Linked DNA regions of Homo sapiens: region 2 is linked to region 1. A link is a loop called in an ENCODE intact Hi-C map of the cell type or tissue named here. Cell type or tissue: Calu3. All regions are shown on one strand. Region 1 has its middle 62 kb from the start of PNKY. Region 2 has its middle 5.1 kb from the start of MIR548AI.

The links. Peaks named below come from ENCODE experiments on the same cell type or tissue, not always from the same donor. Only the 100,000 strongest peaks of a DNase experiment are listed, where the experiment ranks them.
Region 2: a loop joins it to region 1, with 10 times the contacts of the local background. A loop is called at or near these places in 11 of 110 quality-filtered maps.

Annotation. Positions count from the first base shown.
Region 1 is chr6:98,767,776-98,771,775 of GRCh38, forward strand. No RefSeq gene overlaps it. Among named protein-coding and RNA genes, the nearest start is that of PNKY, 62 kb to the right of the region's middle. In Calu3, no CTCF peak of the experiment used is centred here; a DNase peak (open chromatin) is centred at 1,956.
Region 2 is chr6:99,117,470-99,121,469 of GRCh38, forward strand. No RefSeq gene overlaps it. Among named protein-coding and RNA genes, the nearest start is that of MIR548AI, 5.1 kb to the right of the region's middle. In Calu3, CTCF peaks have their summits at 2,223 and 2,470; a DNase peak (open chromatin) is centred at 2,132.

The DNA.
Region 1 (4,000 bases):
CTGAGCCTCCCAAAGTGCTGGGATTACAGGCATGAGCCACTGTGCCCAGCCATGTATGGTCCTTCTTACACTTCCCTTTAATCTACACAAGTCTTCTATCCTGTAATACAATTCCCTGTCTCGAAATCCAGTTTAAGATTCTTAGCTGCTACAGCACAACAACATGGCACATGTGTACATATGTAACAAACCTGCATGTTGTGCACATGTGCCCTTGAACTTAAAGTATAATTTAAAAAAAGAAGAAAGAAAGCAAAGCAAAGCATTGGCAAAATAGACCAAAAGCTATTCCTAGAAAGCAAAAGATAAAAACCAATAAATTTGAGGATAAGCAAAAAACAAAAACAAAAACAAAAGATTCATAGCTGCTACTTATTCCCCTATCCACAAAAAGGGCAAAGAACTTGTCACTACATTTGAAATTGAAAGAGTTTTTACCCTACTTTCCACTGGCATCATTATTCACAAACATTGGAGCAACCATCTTAAGTATCTGCTACCCCATTGTCAATAGGGTTATTCATGGGGTGGGATTGGGGTGGGTATCACTTCTCCTGTGATGGAAAATACTCTAAACTAACACCTTCTGGTTTCTCTTCTCCCCTCATTTATTCCACACAAGGGAAGGATGCAAAACATCTGATTAGTTACTTAAGAAGTGATCTTCAAAGTTTTCACTCTCACTCTCAGAATTCCTGCACTCTCAAAATTCATTAATGACTACTAAAAGCTTTAAGTTGTGAGGGTTAACATATATTGATGTTTGCTGTGTTAAAAATTAAAACTGGCCAGGCGCGGTGGCTCATGCCTGTAATCCTAGCACTTTGGGAGGCCGAGGCAGGTGAATTGCCTGAGCTCAGGAGTTCGAGACCAGCCTGGGGAACACGGTGAAACCCCGTCTCTACTAAAAATACAAAAATTAGCCAGGCGTGGCAGCAGGCACCTGTAATCCCAGCTACTTGGGAGGCTGAGGCAGGAGAATTGCTTGAACCCAGGAGGCAGAGGTTGCAGTGAGACGAGATCACGCCACTGCACTCCAGTCTGGGAGAGAGAGCGATACTCCATCTCAAACAAACAAACAAACAAAAAAATTAAAACTGAGAACTACATTTAAGATAACAATAATAAATTAACTATATGTTAACATACATAACACTTTGTGAAAGAATAACTATATTTTCCCAACAAAACTGTGGTAAGAAAAAATGGCATTGATTTACACTTTTGCAAATCTCTTTAATGCCTGACTTAAGAGAAAGAAGATGAATTTAAGTATCAACTTCTGGATTCCAACTTTTTGCAATATGACATGCAATGGAGTTTCTGGAAAATTCCATCATAACTTTCGAGAGAAACAGTGAAAATGTGAAAAAAAAGTCTTACTATTATCATAAAAATAGTTTTGACTCATGGAACCTGGGACTATACATTGAGAACCACCAACTTAGGAGAAAGATGCAGGCATGGGTCTCTTGGTCACTGGGTTCCCCTCTCTTGGCAGTCTACCTTCCCCTAGAGAACACTCCTTTCAGCTTCACCTCATCCTGACTGCAGTTCTCCTGTGGTTCCTGGGATAGGTAACTCTGTCCCACCCTGGGACTGGCTTTTGAAAGTCCTTCATTGCCTTCACCCCCTCAACTGTGTTATCCAACATCTTTATTCCATCAGGAATAAAGATAGAGTTTTAGTCTTCATCTGTCTGACTCCTTTGTCTTTCTCTCAGTTACTGTTATAAATAGCATAGATTTTCATTTCAGAGGTAGAGCCTGGCTTAACTCCGCTTTACCTGTCTGACCTGAATTAATGTTCTCATTCCCAGACTGTACTAGTTACTTGGTTACCTGATATTCACACTTGTCAGATGTAAACCCAAGGGCCTTTCATGCTCTTAGATTCCAAAAGGTGGCTTCTTCAGGAAACCTGCACCAGCTCTTAAGGACCTGTATCTCCACAACCCCCACCTGGGGGAGCTCCAGGGACAAGGAGCTGAATACACATATATGTGCTCTGAAGAAAGACATGTTTGCTTGCATTGCTGGGCAGTATGATAGAAAAATCAATTTGATCCATCTTTTCCATTTCTGTCCTAAGCAGCAATCTTGGTCCAACTGTTAAGTATGTCATGCCACCCCAAACTGGGATAGTATTTACTATGTGCAGACACTACTGAAAGCATTTTACTAATAATAGCTCATTTATTCTTCATAATAATCTAATGAGGTAGGTACAGGTATGATTCCCATTTTAGAGACAAGAAAACTAAGGCACAGAGATGTTAAGTAACTGCCCAGTTGCTCTGCTGGGACTCAAACTCAGGCTCAGACTCTGTATGCTTTGGGATCCAGCCCTGCCCTTACCCTGGTATAAATCTCCTGGATAAACAATTGCAGTGACTCTGTCCACCCTAGCCTTTTCTTTTGTAAACTAGACATTGCTCCCCTTCAGCACATATGTGGCTCTAAGTGTCTCTTTCAGGGCATCTGCTTATTCCCCCTTCAATGATTCCTTTCAGCCAAGATAAATGCCAAGGGGCCACGAGCACATAGGCCTTCCAAACCGCCCAAGAATTGATTATTGTGACATCTAAGTCTTCTACATATTTTCTGTTGGGTGGTGTCATTTAACCTATTGTAATATTCAGAAGGACATGGATATGCTGTGTAACTTCACATTTTCAATTTCAATGTCCCGTTGAAGCACTTGATACCCCTCCATGTAACTGAACCATAGATAATAAAATCAGTGGCTATTATAATACTTCAAATATTTGTTCTTAGGCATAGTGAAGGTGTCCTTTCCCCGTTGGCCCAAAGTTTCTGATTCACCCTGCTCAGGCTGAGCATTACTTTAGGATCCTAGACAATTCTTTTATCTGCCTTTTACGTTAGATCCTCAATCCAAGTAAACTTTGAAAATACATCAACAACGGTTAAAAGAAACACCCACCTCCCCAGTTGGGTGCAGTGGTTCACGTCTATAATCCCAGCACTTTGGGAGGCTGAGGCAGGATCTCAAGACCAGGCTGGGCAACATAAAGAGACCTCATCTCTACAAAAAAAGAAGAAAAAAGAAAGAAAGAAAACTAGCTGGGTGTGTTGGCACATGCCTGAAGTCCCAGCTACTCAAGAGGCTGAGCGAGAAGGATCACTTGAGCCCAGGAGGTTGAGGCTGCATGGAGCTGTGACCGCACCACTGCACTCCAGCCTAAGTGACAGAGCAAGACTCTGTCTCAGAAAAAAAAAAAAAAAAGGAAAGAAAGAAAAACCCCCTATTATAAACAGGAACTAGCATCCATATGTAGAAACATAGTTCTGGTCTCTTGAGAGAGACCAAGCCAGTTTGTGTTGACAATTTGCAAAGTGACCCACTGAACCAGCTCACCTTTCCACCCCTTCTGAAGCCTCCTGGGAGACATACTCCACATGCTACCACCACCCCACCACATGGAAAACCTGATTTAACAATCAAAGAACTTTGGAGACATCCTTATTAGTCATGCTAATTCAGATTAGGGGAAAAAAAGTAAATGAATTACATGAGAGATTATTTAAAACCCAAATATATCTGGGTTAATTGGCCACTTATGATTCATCAATAGCTTGGTATTTCTGTAACATATGAGAGTTGCATGCATTTGGGGTGAGAACTGTTAACAAGCTAACAAGCTCCTGAACGAGATTTTGATGAAATTTACACTTCTATAACTGAACCAAACCCTTTATTTTAAAAAAATAACCAATTTAGCTGTCAACATAAAATATTCATTTTGTCATTCATATAAGTAATGATCTCCAGCAAACGAGATAGTTTACTTTTTGACGTGAATTTCATTAGTTACTTTTTCTTCCTCCCTAGTTCCAGGCAGGATTGCGACAGCTGTCCAGGGGCCCCAATTAAACATCTAAACTGGTCCATATTATGCCCACCAAAGCACTTTAAAATCATCACCTAAAAACAGCCTTCACCAAACAGCTCATCAAAGCCTTCAGCTACGAACACA
Region 2 (4,000 bases), 350 kb after region 1:
TTAAGGATAGTATGCAATTCATCTAAAGACATTAAATGATATACATATGTAAAACAATTTGGTATCTGTTTTAGCTAATGCTTTGAATTATGGCAACGTCTTTCATCTAGAAACTTCAAAGCACTAAAAAAAAAAACACATTTCGCTCTATCACATTCCTATGAGGCAGTTTTAAAGTATAGATATTCCCACTTAATAAACGGAACAACTGAGGCACAAAAGGCCAGAATCAGCCAATGTTGTAAAATAAATCAGCATCACAACAAAAGAACAGTCTCGTGGTGACAAGACTGATGTTCTTTCAGAAGCGTGTAAATCCAAATGTAATAATGGTATCGTCCTTCAGAATTTTAAGATGATGTCCCAGGAAGAGACAGGAATAGGAATGGGGACTAAAAGGAGATAGGAGACTTCCTGGGTGATAAATTTTTGATCAGAGCAGAGAGGGGATAACAGAGAACTGGAGATGTTGAAAGTAAGCTTTATGGCAGTTCAGAGGAAAATTCAAACTAAAATATAAACAAGGAGGGCATCCTTAAATTTAGTCAATTTGTATACATTTAGGATTTAGTACAAAACATGTAATTTATATGAACCATATAATTTATCACCCATACTATGACATTTTTAAGAGACAAAGGGAGTGCCATCAATAATTGCACTAACTGTACCTGTCTCACTTCTTTGCACTCAGGCTAGTAAACAGTTTTGCAGTGTTTTAAATAAGTATTCTCCTTTAAACACCATCCAAGTGTTTTAAACCCTCACATTTTGAATGAAGGAACTGGGAGAGAAGTTAAAAAATGAGTATGGAGAGGAGCTTTCCATAACTGCAAAAATGTAAACCAAGTTTGGCATGTTTTCTTACCCAAGATCAGTTATCTTTTCTAACACTTCAGGTGGAAGAAATGCCACCTGTGAATAAATTGTACCAGGCTAAATAACCTATTTTCCCTTCTTTCCAATTATCTTTTTTTAAAAACTAATGTTCCCTGCAGACTGTGTTTGGTCAATCTGACCAAAGAAGTCACAAAGAAGGCGGCATTTGGGGACTGTGGTTACCTGTAGACACAGACATTTATCACCATGCTAACACTGCCAGTAGTTTACAGGGAGAGTTGGACTGGATGACCCTGCAAAAGCAGGCATCCCTCTTCCCACTCAGGTGAGGTGACGAATTAAGACAGTAGCATGAGGATTTTTTTGGGGGGAAGGTTTAGTTTAAAGACCACGAATAAGTATCCACACACTGCCCCTAGTCCAGTTCTGTCCAACAGAACTTTCTGAGGGGAGGGAAACATTTCACTCCTGCATAGTCCTATACAGTAGCCACCCACCACATGTGGCTATTCAGCATTGAGATGTGTCTAGAGCAACTGAGGAACTGAGCATTCAATTTTATGTAATTTTAGTGAATTTAAATTTTAAAGTCATGTGTGGCTAGTGGCTTCCATATAATACAATTCTAGACACTCAAATGTGTGTGTGTGTGTGTGTGTGTGTGTGTATATGTATATATATATGTATATATGTATATATATATGTATATATATATATATATATGTATATATATATACCACTTTGTTGTGTAGGAATCAGCAGATGCTGTACTTTTTCAATTTTCTAACACCTAAGAACAGTTTTGCACGTTAGGATCTATCTCGTCTTTAACTAGAGAAGCGGTCAAATCAGGAGTTCAGGCTGCCAGGAAGGGAGCAGGATGAAGACCTTCCCATTTTTATGCTGACATCCACCATCAGCGCAACGATTTGATTTAGCAGTGGTGGCTCTGGGGCCAACATCACAACCTTAAAGGGCAGACTCTCAAGAGGTGAAATAAAGTAGTGCAGCTACACACACCTGGGAAGTAGAAGCATATGTGAATCTGCCAAACATGAGATGCTTGTGCAAGAAACTAAATGCTATCTTTCATTTCTTTTATCTGCAGTTAAGACACAGTTTAAAATAGCTGAGTCGTTGCCTTTGTGCTAATATCATCTAATGCTATGTTTGAGTGGCAGGTCTGATTCATCAAGCTAGCAAGATCTGTCCTGGTTTGGATGGCTCTTCCTCCAGTGGAAGACATCTAAGTGACTACAGATTGAGAGCTCTTTTTCAATGCCTTTTGTAAACAATGCTGGTGTCAGACTACCCCCTGCTGGACAGAGAAGGAAGAAAAAAATTAGGTACCTTTTCTAAAAGGAACAATATCCTATTTCCTACAGGGATGGGTGTTTTGTTTTACTCTCAGTTTGGTAGATTATCACCATGAGCAATCTGAATAACATTATAAGCCACTGCCTTGGTCATACCCTTCTGTTTCTTCTAGATCTTTATGCAGCACAACACTGCAGAGGTGACCCATCAAGGGTAAACTTTGACTGCATTCTGTACCTTTTTATAGTAGGCTTACCACTCATTACAGGGCTGTTATAAGGAACAGCATAGGCTTCATGAAAAATCTAAGCTGAATAAACCGTAGAGGAGTTTACATTCGTGCAACTCACTCACACACAGAAGCAAAAAATCAGTTCAACACATGGACATCAGTTGACTAACCACCTGACATAACATCCTTCACAGTCACCAAACCATGCTATGGATGCAGTTATTGTAACTATTTGACCTCAACTCATATTTGCAACATCAATACAGCTTCTTTGCTATTAAGTCATAACAAAAGGACAAATTTCCTCTCCTATAAAGGTATTTCCCAAAGTCCAAATTAATTCTGTGACTCTGACCTAGAGTCACAATATACACTAAATCCAGTGCAATTCAGAAGTATGCATTTATTTCTGAATTTCATATATTTAACTGTTTGAAATCTTATTGAACTATCTTTTTTTTAAAGTTATGGTACTTTCTGTATCTGTTTTTCCCACTTTCAAGACAGAGTAAGATATATAATTAAATATAAACTTGCTTAAAGTTTTTAAATATTATCTTATTACATCCTTACCACAGAGAAATTATAGCTAGGCCTTCATCAAAATAACCAACTACTATGTAAACAGCATAAATGTGCTACATGCTATGCAGCTTCGTTTAAATGGAACTTGCCCCCTGGCCTTGAAGTTGTAAGTGAGACAGCACTGAAGACAGGTTGCACTGAGACAAAGAGCAGTGGCCTGGATATTGTTAAAAACCTATCACTAATTAATAAGAATTGGATGGATTACCCATTTTATTCATTTCCCTTGGCTTCATGACAATTATGCATTGACAACATCCTACACCACAACTACTGAAACCTTACAACACCATTTAAAACAAATTCAGTTTCAGAGAAAATGACACATTGCTAAAGCAATCACACATCCAGTCATTAAATCTGCTGCAGGGTCTGAACTGAACAGGCTAGAAATGAAGTAATGCTGCCACTTGTAAAACTGTCCATCTGCTAATGGGCACCCGCCAGCTATGACCAAAACTGATCTCCACAGGGTACACAGAGCAGTGGATTGTTCTGGGACAGCGGCGATTTACCACATCTCAGGGCCCTGTACTCACAGAGGAAGGGGGTGGAAAGGGGGAAGGTAGAACAGATTATTTTGCCATAAGGCAGATGAGAAAACCAATGCTAACTGTATAGTCATCACCTCTTTAAAGAACAAAAGAGAAGACTCCATAGGCGAACGGTCAGGCTATAACACTAACAAACTTCAGTAAATTCAGGAACTTCACAAAAGATAACCATCTTTAACTCGTCCTTGACCCTGTCTGCTCTTCTTTTATTTGGAACTTCATGGGTGAACATCATTCTCTAACCTCAAGATCATATGCACATGGGTGGGCACATGCACACATGTGTCTATCTTGACTGCTTCAGTGATCCTGTAGGTCTGACAAAGTCACATAAGAGATACTGGGCCAGGTGCAGTGGCTCACACCTGTAATCCCAGCACTTTGGGAGGCCGAGGCGGGTGGATCATGAGGTCAGGAGGTCGAGACCAGCCTGACCAACATGGTGAATCTGTGTCTCTACTAAAAATACAAA